Regions from separate parts of the Homo sapiens genome. Here regions 2, 3 and 4 are each linked to region 1. The links are chromatin contacts, found by Hi-C or POLR2A ChIA-PET in ENCODE. All regions are on one chromosome and are shown on one strand. The core of a region is the stretch at or near the end of the contact, and the rest is flanking DNA. Distances in the headings are between cores, read along the strand shown. Region 1 holds the start of MCCC2 (methylcrotonyl-CoA carboxylase subunit 2). Region 2 holds the start of KGD4 (alpha-ketoglutarate dehydrogenase subunit 4). Region 3 has its middle 13 kb from the start of LINC02198. Region 4 holds the start of SLC30A5 (solute carrier family 30 member 5).

What was found. A loop is a pair of places that touch in the nucleus more often than their neighbours do. ChIA-PET counts read pairs that join two places held with the same protein, here RNA polymerase II (POLR2A). Pooled maps may share reads with other maps.
Region 2: a map of posterior cingulate gyrus shows a loop between it and region 1 (7-fold over the local background). The contact joins the promoter of KGD4 here to the promoter of MCCC2 in region 1. A Hi-C loop is called at or near these places in 1 of 168 maps with a recorded cell type or tissue (posterior cingulate gyrus), 1 of 37 single-sample maps with no recorded cell type and 8 of 50 pooled maps. POLR2A ChIA-PET finds 5 or more read pairs at or near these places in 2 of 52 experiments (B cell and CD8-positive, alpha-beta memory T cell).
Region 3: a map of CD8-positive, alpha-beta T cell shows a loop between it and region 1 (6-fold over the local background). The contact joins the enhancer-like site here to the promoter of MCCC2 in region 1. A Hi-C loop is called at or near these places in 1 of 168 maps with a recorded cell type or tissue (CD8-positive, alpha-beta T cell), 1 of 37 single-sample maps with no recorded cell type and 5 of 50 pooled maps.
Region 4: a loop to region 1 is called in a map of CD8-positive, alpha-beta T cell, with 15 times the contacts of the local background. The contact joins the promoter of SLC30A5 here to the promoter of MCCC2 in region 1. A Hi-C loop is called at or near these places in 3 of 168 maps with a recorded cell type or tissue (CD4-positive, alpha-beta T cell, CD8-positive, alpha-beta T cell and naive thymus-derived CD4-positive, alpha-beta T cell), 2 of 37 single-sample maps with no recorded cell type and 11 of 50 pooled maps. POLR2A ChIA-PET finds 5 or more read pairs at or near these places in 2 of 52 experiments (CD4-positive, alpha-beta T cell and HEK293).

What each region holds. Positions count from the first base shown.
Region 1 is chr5:71,585,690-71,589,080 of GRCh38, reverse strand. It overlaps MCCC2 (methylcrotonyl-CoA carboxylase subunit 2), which reads right to left and starts at 1,741. Exons shown (of 17, transcript NM_022132.5): 1 at 1,527-1,741. The coding sequence starts at 1,655. RefSeq lists an enhancer at 1,296-2,082.
Region 2 is chr5:69,216,151-69,219,571 of GRCh38, reverse strand. KGD4 (alpha-ketoglutarate dehydrogenase subunit 4) reads right to left here and starts at 1,812. Exons shown (of 4, transcript NM_033281.6): 1 at 1,701-1,812. The coding sequence starts at 1,742. RefSeq lists an enhancer at 1,236-1,530.
Region 3 is chr5:69,041,347-69,044,443 of GRCh38, reverse strand. No RefSeq gene overlaps it. Among named protein-coding and RNA genes, the nearest start is that of LINC02198, 13 kb to the right of the region's middle. Within about 2 kb of position 1,428, at least 28 of the 41 ENCODE cell types and tissues checked have a DNase peak (open chromatin) inside an H3K27ac peak, as active enhancers do; they include CD8-positive, alpha-beta T cell, where a contact is called at or near this core.
Region 4 is chr5:69,092,726-69,096,002 of GRCh38, reverse strand. It overlaps SLC30A5 (solute carrier family 30 member 5), which reads right to left and starts at 1,989. Exons shown (of 16, transcript NM_022902.5): 1 at 1,665-1,989. The coding sequence starts at 1,747. RefSeq lists silencers at 1,207-1,501, 1,547-1,836, 2,167-2,276 and an enhancer at 1,967-2,066.

The DNA.
Region 1 (3,391 bases), core at 492-2,991:
CCTTCATCTCAAGACTCAACTCTCCACTGTCACCTAGGTCTAGTCTTTTCCCTATATCAATCCATCCTCCACATTGCCACCACACTGATGATTCTACCATATCCATAGGATCATGCCACTTATCTACTTAAATATTTTAATGGACAACCTGCCAAATGGAATCTAAATGTGGCTTTTGCATGGAAGATCCTCCTCTATCTGGCCCCATAATCAATCAATCCCATCACCAGACACTATTCAATGAATTCCATGTCCTAGACATGGAATTCAAGTCCTCACACCAGATATACACTTTCATAACTCAGTACCTATGTTCTTGTAACTCTCTTGGTTTATACAGTCTTACCTTCCATCCTGCACCCTGAACTTGGCCAGCTCTTACCCAAGATTCATCTCACCCATTACTTCCTATCGGTAGCTTTCTGTAACCACCTTCTCAAGCTTTAGACAACCCTTCTTACACTGTACCACAGTTACCTGCTTTCTTGTCCATCTTCCCTACAAAATTATTAGTTCCATTCCTACGCATCCATGCCAAATATCTAAAATAGTGCCTAGACCACAATAACCACTTAATAATTCTGAATTAAACATTCTGGACTGACAAACAATTGTGTGTTGTTTGCACTATTTAGATGTTATCTGTATAGGCTTAGAAATCGTGGGAACACAGTGAAATTTTCCAGCTCTGATATTTCGCAAGTTTTGAGTTTTTTGGCCTTATGATGCCTCCTAATTCCAAGAAAAGCCACTCAAAGATACTGTGGGATATTTTCTATTAACATAACCAACTTTTTTTTTTTTTTTTTTTTGAGACAGAGTTCGCTCTTGTTGCCAAGGCTGGAGTGCAATGGCACGATCTCAGCTCACTGCAACCTCCGCCTCCCAAGTTCAAGCGATTCCCCTGCCTCAGCCTCCCAGGTAGCTGGGATTACAGGCGCGCGCCACCATGCCCGGCTAATTTTTGTATTCTTAGTAGAGATGGGGTTTCACCACGTTGGCCAGGCTGTTCTCGAACTCCTGATCTCAGGTAATCCACCCGCCAGGGCCTCCCAAAGCGCTGGGATTACAGGCGTGAGCCACTGGGCTCGGCCATCATAATCAACTTTTAAACTCAAATTTCCTAAGCACAGCGCCCCTCGTTGGGCTGCTCTAGGCCAGTGGTTCCCAAAGCTGGCTGCCAAAAGTCCCCTAATGAGTTCACTAACAATATAAACACAGCGACTCCACCTGAGACCCACAAGGTCCAGAGTAGGGCTCAGGCAGCTATTCAGCTAGCTCCCCAGGTGGCAATTCTAAACCAGGCTTTAAGAACCACTGATTTCAAAGACACAAAGTACAGTGCCAGCTCTAAAAGTGAACTAAACTTTCTTGTATCTGTTAGGCTTTTCTTCTTCAAACTTCACGTGCGTCACAGAATCAACTGGGGCTCCGGACAAGAGAGCAGCAGTTGTTGAAGCGTGCCCCTCCTCCACTTGCTTCCTAGCCTGGCACCGGCGGCCAGGCCACCGGGGCGCTCAGCCTACCTGGTAGAGGGCAGAGCCCAAGTCCGGCTGGGTGCCCAGCGAGGCCACCGAGTCCCCGTGATAGGCGCGCGGCCCGGCGGGAGAGGCGCGGGCACACGGCCGCAGGGCTAACCTCAGGACGGCCCACATGGCGGCGGGCACCGAGCGAGAGAGCGGCCCACGCTGGCCTGGAGCCGGTGCTTTCCCCTGCCGCTTCCCTGGCTGGGGCGGAAGCTGAGCTCAGGTCCTTGCAGCCCCAGAGAAGGTTTCTCTGATTCTCAGGCCTGTCCACACACGTGCCTAAGCGCGCCGCCCGCGATTGGTCAAGCCGCGCCACGCCCCCTGACCCAGCCAATAAGGGACAGAGCCTCAGCCCCGCGAGGTCGCGTCTAGTCCCGAGCGCAGGAGAGCAGGTCTCCCCGGCGGATCGACCCTCACGAAGCGGTGCGGCAGTGAGAGAGCTGCGGTTGGGCTTGGATTGGTGTTGTGTTGACACAGCGATAGATAATATCACGATAGTGACTGTACCTAAGGCAGGAGAATAAGTCTGGAAGCAGGGAACCTAAGGCTGTCTCACGCTGACTTCCTAGAGCTAAACTGAAAGGAAAACCCTAACTTTCCATGCCTAAGTAACAAAAGGACCAAAGGCTACTCCCTTTGCAAACCCCCCCACCTTTTCCGCAGGGCAGATAGGAAATTGGCTGTCCCCGACAAATCAGACTTACTGCTGGTGGAGGCTTGCTTTGCCAAGTTTGAACCTTAACTCCAGCCTCTGAATGGTTGCTGTCCACAACCAATCAGACTGATTGGGGGTCCAGTCTTCGTTTGCATAGAAGTATAACTTTGTAATTTCACCCTAGCCTCTGACTGCTTGCTTCTTGCAACCAATCGGGTTTGAGGTGAGCATAAAATGGCCAATAGGAAACTTCTAGTGGGTATTTGGACCCAAGAAGATTCTATATCCGGGCCCTTGAGCTCTGCTCGGTCCGCTCCCACATTGTGGAGTGCACTTTCGTTTTCGGTAAATCCCTGCTTTCGTTCTTTCGTTGCCTTGTTCTTTCTTTGCTTTGCTGGGCGTTTTGTCCAATTCTTTGTTCACAATGCCAAGAACCTGGACAACTTGCAGTCACAACCCCCAGTGACACACCAACAACATGAGTGAATCGCATCTAACACGTGCTTGCGAACAGCACAACAAGCCTGTTGTCCTTTCACTGGAGACCTTAAACATTCTTCTGATTATTTTCGCTATGTAGTTATTTTTATTTTTTACTTTATTTCATTTTTTGAGACAGGGCCTCACTCTGTCGCCCAGGCTGCAATGCAGTGGCACGATCACAGCTCGCTGAATCCTTGACCTCCCACCTCAGCCTTTCCAGTAGCTGAGACTACAGGTTTGTGCCACCAAGCCCGGCTAATTTTTTATTTTTGTAGGGGTTTCACCATGTTGGCTATGCTGGTCTTGAACTCCTGGACTCAAGCGATCTGCCCGCCACAGCCTCCCAAAGTGCTGGGATTACAGACATGAGCCACCACACCAGGCACTATGTAGTGACAGATTGTGGACATCAGCACTGTGGTCTTAAATAAAGGACTCCAAATATACCCATAAAAATTAAAACATTCTATACAAAATGCCTTGAACTTAAGGTTTTTCATTCACATATTTATTGAGCACTTACTACTTCTACTCCATTGGTTGCTTAGTGGGGCAGAGTAAAGGGGGAGGATGGGGTAGAGAAAGGGTGCGTCTACACCTGGAGGTAAACTTAGGTTCAGACTTCAAGGTACTTATAAGAAAATAATACAAATGGCCACATGATTTCTTACTGAACTGTGTAGGACAGACATTAAAGGAACAGAATGCAATTGGGAAAGGGTTGCAG
Region 2 (3,421 bases), core at 563-3,062, 2.4 Mb after region 1:
GCACACATCAGCTGTTAGTATTGCTTTGGACTGTACTATTTTAACAAACTACCACAATTTGTTTATGCAAAAGACAGACATAGAGATTGTTTGTGGTTTGGGGGCTATCAGAAATAGAGCCAGGGACCCCATGGCAGTATATATAGTACCTGCCTGCTGAGATGCCACACTCCTGCTGCCAGGCTGGAACCCCTCAGCTCTGGACCCCAGTTCTTTGCTAGTAACTCTTTTTTTTCTGTGAACATTTACGTACAGAGACAGTATGTGCATTCACTTCTCTTGGGCAATAAACCTATGAGTAGAATTGCTGGGTCATACGGTAGATACATGCTTAACTATTAGAGACTGACAGCTTTCCAAAGTGGCTATAACATTTTATATTCCCACCAGCAATATTGAGGGTTTCAGACGCTTCACATTCTCATCACCACTGACGTCTAAATTTTAGTCATTTTGGTGGATGTGTAGGACCTCATGGTTTTAATTTTTATTTTCCTGGCAAGTAATGATATTGAGCACCTTTTAAAATGTTCATTGCTCATTTGGGTATCTTTTGTGCAACACGCCAAGTCTTTTACCCATTTTTAAATTGTTATATATTATTGATACATATGGTTATATATTATGGATAACAGACCTTTGTCAGTCTCTCAGTCCTTACAGAATCTTTAACTAGTTGATGCTCAGTAACTACCTACTGAATAAGTAAGGATCATTCATTGCAATGGGACCAAAGACTGGGATCTAGGATTATCATTCAGACAACAATTTCAGGAATTTAGAAAAAGGTCTTTTAAGAGATGTACTTATATAAAGCGGAATGTACTTCTCATATCAAAGATAAAAGTCAATTATAAAATAATATAGTTTCAGGGTTCAAAGACTATGTAAACCAACCACAAAAGTGGAGGTTGTGTTCCACTTATATAATAATTTTACCTAAGTTAGAACCACAGCTGAAGAAACAAATAAAAAGGCTATCAGGAGTTAGTAGCTGATAGGTGGATTAACAAAGTTACTTTAGCTGTCTATCTAAACCAGGGGAAAATAGGCTTGTGAAACCAACGCTTATACACACACACACACACACACACACACACATTAATATACACACACACATACTAATTAAACTTAAGTTTACTTTTCTATTTCCCTCATCTGGCCTGTAGCCAGACGCTTGGAGAGGTTGGGGAGAACCCGCTCCGGCGAGGACGCAGTACGCGGGGCCAGTTGCCCGACCATTCCCGAGACCTTGAAGGGACAGTGGGTCAGATCCAGGGTTCGCTTCCTTCCACGCCCCGCTACCGCCTTCCTTCCGATTGGCTGATCGGGGGCACCACAGCCAATCCTAGACGGCGATTGGCCAGGCTACCGCCAGGGTCGCCTCACCCGCACACGCCTAAGACTAACAAGGTCCTGGCGGAGGAGCGGGGGATCCCGGCAGTAGGTACAGGACCTACCTGCCAAGATGCTGCACGGTTGCCGCAAGGCTCGAACCCTCGGCGCCGGACCCACCTCACTGCCCGGTCCAACAGGCTCAAAGTCCCATCCTCACACACACCCGCGGGCGCCGTCACTGGCCCTCCGCAGAGGCGCGGTCACCGCTCTGCCTCTGCCACCGCCTTTACTCCCCGACGCCGTCGCCATAGTCAGCACCGTCCCTACCGCCCAAGATGCGGAAACGCGACAAATTGCTTTACCTGAACGACCCTACTAGCAGACGCCATCTTGCTGCCCATCATGACCCCCGAGAAGGGGCAGTTTCCGGGGCGCGAGCGAGCCGCGGCGATCACTGGAGTCCCGGGCAGCTGTGGGCGGTGCTTCCCGGGACGTCACGGAGGCGGAGACCGGACTGGGCTCTCCTCCGCCGTGGGGCTGGCTCCGCCCCCTGTGCCTGACCCCGCCCACCCCTTCTCCCTACTAGGATCCACCCACGTGTGTTCTATTGTTTCGTTTTGGGGACAAAATTTTGTTAAGGTGGGTCTCTGCTCATTAGCCTATAAATTGTCTAGGACCATTTCCTTTCCAGAAAGCCAGTCTATAATTTCGATATAGTTCAAAATTTTATCTGGAACCAAATAAATAATACAACCTTCTTATCTGACAGCTCTTGCAAAGATTAAAAAAATTAAAGAAAAACAAAAAAAAAACCTTGCGGTTTCCTAAAATGAATAATTTCGTTAAAATGGGAGTTAGTGGCAAGCTCACAAGAGTTTACTCTGGCTTAAAAAGGGCCATGTCACACTCTCTTGCTGATTGGCATTGCTTGATTGTAATTTGTTTCTGTTTTCTTTACCGTTTATTACTCCTGATATCGAACTGCTGGGCCTTTGCTTCAAGTTGAGATAACTCAAAAATTCAGAAATATTTGAAATGTAAGCCACTCATATCTTTCCCCCAAAATTACATTACGGGCGGGGCGCTATGGCTCACGCCTGTAATGCCAGCACTTTGGGAGGCTGAGGCGGGCGGATCACTTGAGGTCAGGAGTTCGACACCAGACTGGCCAACATTGTAAAACCCTGTCTCTACTAAAAATACAAAAATTAGCCGGGCGTGGTGGCGGGCGCCTGTAGTCCCAGCTACTCAGGAGGTGAGGCAGGAGAATTGCTTGAACCCAGAAGGCAGAGGTTGCAGTAAGCCGAGAGTGTGCCACTGCACTCCGGCCTGAGCGACAGAGGGAGACTCCGTCTCAAAAAAAAAAAAAGTTACATTACGTTCTGTGATAATGCTTAGGTTATATATAGTATTGTAAGCTTGACCAATGTGTTTGATGATATACATCAGTGATTTCTAAGTCTTGGGATCTTTTTAGAAATATAAATTACTGAACCCAGGTATGGTCTATTGGGATTCAGTGACTACAGAGAGGCCATTAACCCGTTTTGTTTTGTTTTGTTTTTGTGGTTTTTTTTTTTTTTTTTGAGACGGAGTCTCGCTCTGTTGCCCAGCCTGGAGTGCTGTGGCGTGATCTCAGGTCACTGCAACCTTTGCCTCCTGGATTCAAGCAATTCTCCAGCCTCAGCCTCCCCAGTAGCTGGGATTACAGACGCCCGCCACCACGCCTGGCTAATTTTTGTATTTTTGGTAGAGACAGAGTTTCACCATATTGGCCAGACTAATCTCCAACTCCTGGCCTCAAGTGATCCACCCACCTCAGCCTCCCTAAGTGCTGGTATTACAGGCGTGAGCCACTGCGCCTGGCCCCATTTTAATTATTTTCAAATGTGCAGTTCAGTCACATTAAGTACATTCACATTGTTGGGCAATTGTTACCATCTTCAGAAACTGTACCCATTAAACAAAAACTTATTCCTCCTTCCCTCAGCCTCTGACAACTATCATTTTACTTTCTGTCTATGAATTTGACTACTGTGGGTACTTAATGTACGTGGAGCCATAACAGTATTTGTCCTTTTGT
Region 3 (3,097 bases), core at 179-2,678, 2.5 Mb after region 1:
ATTGAAAATCTGGTCATGGAAAGAATGCTGGTTTTTTGTTGTTGTTGCTGTTGTTGTTTGGGGTTTGTTACTGTTTTGCATTGTGAGTATGGGCCTTTTCCCCCCCAGCTCAACTCACTAACATTTCTTGTCAGTTAGACTAGACTCAAGTATTTAAAAAAGGCAGCCTTGGCCGGTGCAATGGCTCACGTCTGTAATCCCAGCACTTTGGGAGGCTGAGGCAGGCATATCACTTGAGGTCAGGAGTTTGAGACCAGCCTGGCCAACATGCAACATGGTGAAACCCCGTCTTTAATAAAAATACAAAAATTGGCTGTGAGTGGTGGCACGTGCCTGTAATCTCAACTACTTGGGAGGCTGAGGGAGGAGAATTGCTTGAACCTGGAAGGCGGAGGTTGCAGTGAGCTGAGATCGCGCCACTGCACTCCAGCCTGGGCAACAAGAGTGAAACCTCCGTTAAAAACAAACAAACAAAAAGGCCAGTCTTGCTTTCTGGGTGGACTAATGGCATTTAGCCAAAATGAAAAAAAAAATCATTAAGTTGAAAAACCCTGCGGGACAGGTTATGCCAAGAGGGTGAATTGGACAGCTTTACAGATGCCTCATGTTAGGAAATTTTCCTGGATTTGAGTCTTCAATGTGGGAGCAGAGTTACCTGAATATATGGAGTTGATGGAGACATTCCTTGATGAGAAGCAGAAATTCCCCAGGGACCTTGTAAATCTGAAGCAGATAAAGGGAAATGAAGAAACCAAGTTTTACAACTTTGATGAGTGGCAAAATTTGTCAATAAGAGCTAGATATTAAGTAATTAGCTTTTAGGAAGCAAAGTGTATTGGACTTGGCTATGATATGAAGGAATTCATTTAATAAATCAAAACGAAAACAAAAACAACAAAAACAAAGAAGCGAAGCATGAATCTCCTAATCAGCAGAAAAGGGAGGACAGCCGGAGACAATCGTATTCCTGATCGATACTGATGTAAACTTGTGCTGGAACAGTAAGTTCTTTGTTTTGTCTTGTTTTTATTTATTATTATTTTTTAAATCAAGGGAGATAACGCTTGTAGAGCCCCACACACTCAGAGCCCTGAGATAAAGGGTACACGCAATGGAGGCAGGGCATCCGGGATGTGAAGGGGGAGTTGTTTCGCGTTTGACTTACTTTGCTGTCCGAGAACGACAAATACATTGAAGTGCCACAACTTGGATAGGAATAAGACGGAAGGACAGAGAAGGATGACAAACTAAATCACACAAAGGCTCATGCGCCACAAGAACTATGAAACCTAGGTGTTCTGAATCTCTGGGTTTAGATTTCCGATTAAAAAAAATCAAACATTCTAGCTGTTACTTGTTATTAGACACTCGGTAGGGCACAGGAGAATCAAGTAAGGGCAGCCATTTGCTGAGTCTCATCTTATACCACAGCGCCACCTATTGGACGCTGATAAAAATACATCCGGAAGTACCTAAAACCTATTGAAGTCCTGTCTACACAATTTTGTAAGTAACTATAAATTCTAGAATCATAGGATTTCAGAGTGATGGGGCTTTAAAAGTCATTGGAGTCAAGTTTGTGTCCAACATTTGAATCACTTTTATAACATATTTGATTAGTGTTTAATTCTGCTCCAACATCTTCAGTGAATGAAAACACACCCTCACTAAGCAGCTCATTCTATTAATATGAATACTTTCACACACTATTACTTTTCACTCAGTGCTTCACCACTCCTTTCTGCAGCACCCGGACAGAACCTAGTGCTAGGTCTTTCCAGGGTTCTTGGGAGTGAATTGGTTTCACTTTCATTGGAATTCTTCTTTGCAGACCCATTGACGGTAGGCTCTGCTAAATCAGTTACTATGCACTTTCTGTGTTTCAAATTATTGCTCATATCTCCTGTCTTCTATTTCTCCTCTCTCATTCTTTTTTTTTTGAGTTTTACTTTTTGTCAAAAATTAATCTATTATCATTTTGATAGGTTTGGGAGGACAGAAGAAATAAAACAAGAAAGAAATAAACCCCACCATGTTTAATTAGGGGCCTAGTCATGTTTTTCTGATTCTGTTCTTTTTTTTTTGAGACGGAGTTTCCACTCTTGTTGCCCAGGCTGGAGTGCAATGGTGCAATCTCGGCTCACCACAACCTCCGCCTCCCGGGTTCAAGCGATTCTCCTGCCTCAGCCTCCCGAGTAGCCGGGATTAAAGGCATGCGCCACCATGCCCGGCTAATTTTTTTTTTTGTATTTTTAGTAGAGACGGGGTTTCTCCATGTTGGTCAGGCGGTCTTGAACTCCCGTCCTCAGGTGATCCGCCCACCTCGGCCTCTCAAAGTGCTGGGATTACAGGTGTGAGCCACCGCGCCTGGACCTGATTCTGTTCTTATGCACGAAAAAAATGTAAGCGTAGGGCTTTACATTTATTTCAGTTAAAATTTTTATTAAGTTTGGCTTATCGTTAGAGCCTTTGGATCTTCACTCTGCCATATTAAATATATTGGCTACCTTTCCCAGCAGTCAGAGAAGTGCATTAGCAAGCCAACTGTACACTCAACTATTTACTCAATGAACAGGACAAGTCTGCAAACAGAATTCCTTTACACTAGAAACTCTGGGCTGACATTGATTCATAATTAGCACCTATCTTTGTGATCATCTGGGCCACATTCTTCTGTCTTGTTCACAAGGTAAAAGTCTCTGTCAAATGCTGAGTTCAAATGGTGAAGCTGCGTATTGACAGCTTCTTCTGATTTGTCAGTCTGGCAGAGTTTGGATAAAAACAGAAGTCCTGTTAATTCATTAGTCATGACTTTCCCTATCTGAATCTTATGCACAATTAAATACTCCCCTTTCTTCTCTCCATGTTCAAGGTGGTGTTAGACAACCTGCCTGAGAATTGCACTATTGATTCCTGCCCCAGTTTCTAGAATTCTTTGTGATAACGAACAGCAGCTCATTTTGTCACCAATCTCTTCTAGGTATAGGCTAGGATGTAGTTTGTTGGGGCCAGGAGGTTTGCACCGATGTAGAGAACCCAGATGCTTTCTTATGATTTTTCCACCAGTTTGGATTTTTAGATCTTTTATCTTAATCCT
Region 4 (3,277 bases), core at 740-3,239, 2.5 Mb after region 1:
CTGCCTCCTGGGTTCAAGCCATTCTCCTGCCTCAACTTCCTGAGTGGCTGGGATTACAGGCGCATACCACGTCCAACTAATTTTTTTTTTTTTTTTGGTATTTTTAGTAGAGATGGGGTCTCACCATGTTGGCCAGGCTGGTCTCGAACCCCTGACCTCAGATGATCCACCTGCCTTGGCCTCCCAAAGTGTTGGGATTACAGGTGTGAGCCACTGCGACCGGCCTGATATGAAACTTTTATTTAATCTACTGTCCATAGTCCAGTTTTGTCAATTGACCCAGTAACATCCTTTAAAGCACTTTTCCCCTACTACCAAATCAGACCAGAATTGCCTATTGCATTTAGTTGTCATGTCTCAAGAATTAACATCTGATATGCTGTTATTTACAAAATGAGATGCTCAAAATAGATTAGAAAATTAAATTTATGCTACAAAAATGCAGTTGGTTTAAGTTCTGTCCTATGTGGTGTTCTTCCCTTTTCATAACAAATGCTTATGTTGGGCGGGCGCGGTGGCTCATGCCTGTAATCCCGGCACTTTGGAAGACCGAGGCAGGCCGATCACGAGGTCGGGAGCTCAAGACCAGCCACACCAACATGGAGAAACCTCGTCTCTACTAAAAATACAAAACATTAGCCAGGCGTGGTGGAGTATGTCTATAATCCCAGCTCCTCGGGAGGCTGAGGCAGGAGAATCTTTTGAACCCGGGAAGCGGAGGTTGTCGTGAGCCGAGATCGCGCCATTGCACTCCAGCCTGGGAACAAGAGCGAAACTCCGTCTCAAAAAAAAAAAAAAAAAAAAAAGTTACGTTATAATGCTATTACTACAGTTCTAAAGAATTTATCACATTTATCACTTTCTTTAAATATCAAAGAAGTATTTATTCCAGAATGGGAAGAACTCGTTAAAAATGGAGGCAAAGAACACCAGTTCCAGCCAAATTGCAGGGCTGTATTTTGTGCATTTTCGACACTATCTCAGAACTTAGGAAGGATACACTAGAAAGTGGTCGCTGCACCTGTTGGTCCCTTACTTTTCGGGTTGGTGGGAGAATTGAAGAGAGGAAGTGGGAATTTTCACTTTTTACTCTATGAATTGCTTTGCTGTTTAGATTTTTTTTTGACAACGAGGACACATTTCTTATTTAAGAACAAAATAAAAAAAGAAAACGGGGCTGGACCCTCGATGTGCTCAGTTAATCTGAACATCCAAGTTCCCCTGAACATCCAAGTTCACGTATGTACTTTGGTTTCGTCGCCTGAAGAGAGCTGATGGTGACACCTTCCCCTAATTTATGCAGGGAAACGTCAGAAAGGTTAAGTAGTCGCCAGACTATTTCAGGGAGAAACAGCCAAGAGAAAGGCTTCTCACAGATCAGAAAAACCTCTCACGTGAACTGGCGGGCAGTTCTAAGACTGACTGTCTGCCTTGTAACCCAGAAATTCAAGCAGAAGCTTTTTGGCTTTAGCGCCTTCCTTCTGCAGCAGGCACCCGAAGAGCCCGGGGAGCCCGGAGGCAGCCTGCGCGCAGGGAGGCAGGCAGGGGGAGAGGGCGCGCCGACCCCGGGACGTCCCGGGCTGTCAGCGGAGACCGGAGGGAGGCCGGAGAAAGTGCATCCTGAGCGACCCGGCCGGTCGCTGCCTTCCGGATCGGTCCCTTACCGAGCGCTGGGTACGTCCACCGGCCCAAGGCCGCCGCCGCCGCCGGGGCCGGCCAGCACGTCCCCGCCGTATTTCTCCTCCATCCCGGGGCTCACGAGCCGCCGCCGCTGCCCCTGTCGCGGGGTCTCCTCATGTCTCGCCGCTGCCGCGGAACAGCGGGTGCAGGCGCGTCACTCCCCCATGGCAGAGACCCCGTCGGGCTCCTGCAGGCCGGGCCGCCACTGCCGCCGTCGCCGGCTCCGGCTCACTAGCACACACGCGTCGGGACTAGGCCGCGATCAGTTCCGGCGGCGCCAGGTTCCCGGGAAGCAGCGGCGGTAGGGACGTTGCCAAGCCACGTCATCAGGCCCAGCAACCCTCACTCCCGGGGGAGTGCCCAGCCTTGCGTCTGCGCAAGCAGAACACTCGCCTTTCCTCGTCCCTTAGGCTCCTCCCGCCACGTTGTGTCGCATTGAAGCTCCGCCTCCTATCAGCCTCTCCGGGTGGCGCTCCCTGTGCACTTACCTGTCCCTACAGTGCCACCTATGGGCCGTCAGAAGTACAGCGGATTCCTGTAGGGCAGAGGGGGAGGGCGTGGAAAATGTACAGCGTGTGTGATTAAACAAAGCTCACCAATCTTTTCCTCTGCGTTAGGGATTCTTTTTTTTTTTGTTTTGAGATGGAGTTTCGCTCCTGTTGCCCAGGCTGGAGTGCAATGGCGCGATCTCGGCTCACGGCAACTTCCACCTCCCAGGTTCAAGCGATTCTCCTGCCTCAGTCTCCCAAGTAGCTGGGATTACAGGCATGTGCCACCACACCTGGCTAATTTTGTATTTTTAGTAGAGACGGGGTTTCTCCATGTTGGTCAGGCTGGTCTCGAACTCCTGACCTCAGGTGATCCACCCACCTCGGCCTCCCAAAGTGCTGCGATTACAGGAGTGAGCCACCGCACTCGGCCTAGAGATTCTTAATCTAGGTTAACATACCCTCTGCCTCTAAGTTTTTGTGAGTATGGATCATTTTTGTGATGAGAAGGCCCGAAGTCTTAAAAGTTCACGTGCCCTTCCCCCAACCAGAGATAACTATTTTTGAAGCTGTAGAGAATCAATTACAAATAGTGGTACGGCCATTTCTTTTGAACAATGCCTTTGATGGACTTTGGAGAGGAGAAACTAGTATTGACCAAAATTTGCCTCCTCAGCAAACTATCCCAGGGCAATTTTCTAGGAGTGACCACGTGCGAAACTTCATGGCCTTCTCTCCTACTCCTAAGGGAACCTAAAGGCAATTTCCAGATTTCTAAAGAAACATTCTTATCCTGGGCAACATGGCAAAACCCTGTCTCTATCAAAAATACAAAAACAATTAGCCAGGCGTGGCATATGCCTGTGGTCCCAGCCACTCAGGAGGGAGAGGCGGAAGGATCGCTTGAACGTGGGAGGTCAAGGTTGCAATAAGGCATGATCATGCTACTGTGCTCCAGCCTGGGCAACAGAGCAAGACCGTCTCTGGAAAAAAAAAAAAAAAGAAAGAAAAAGAAAGGATTCTTCTTTGCCACAGGGAGCCTGGGGTCATCTATCAAATAAAGTAACGGAGGAAGGTGACTGCTTTTGTGGCTTTTTGTGTGGGGCCTG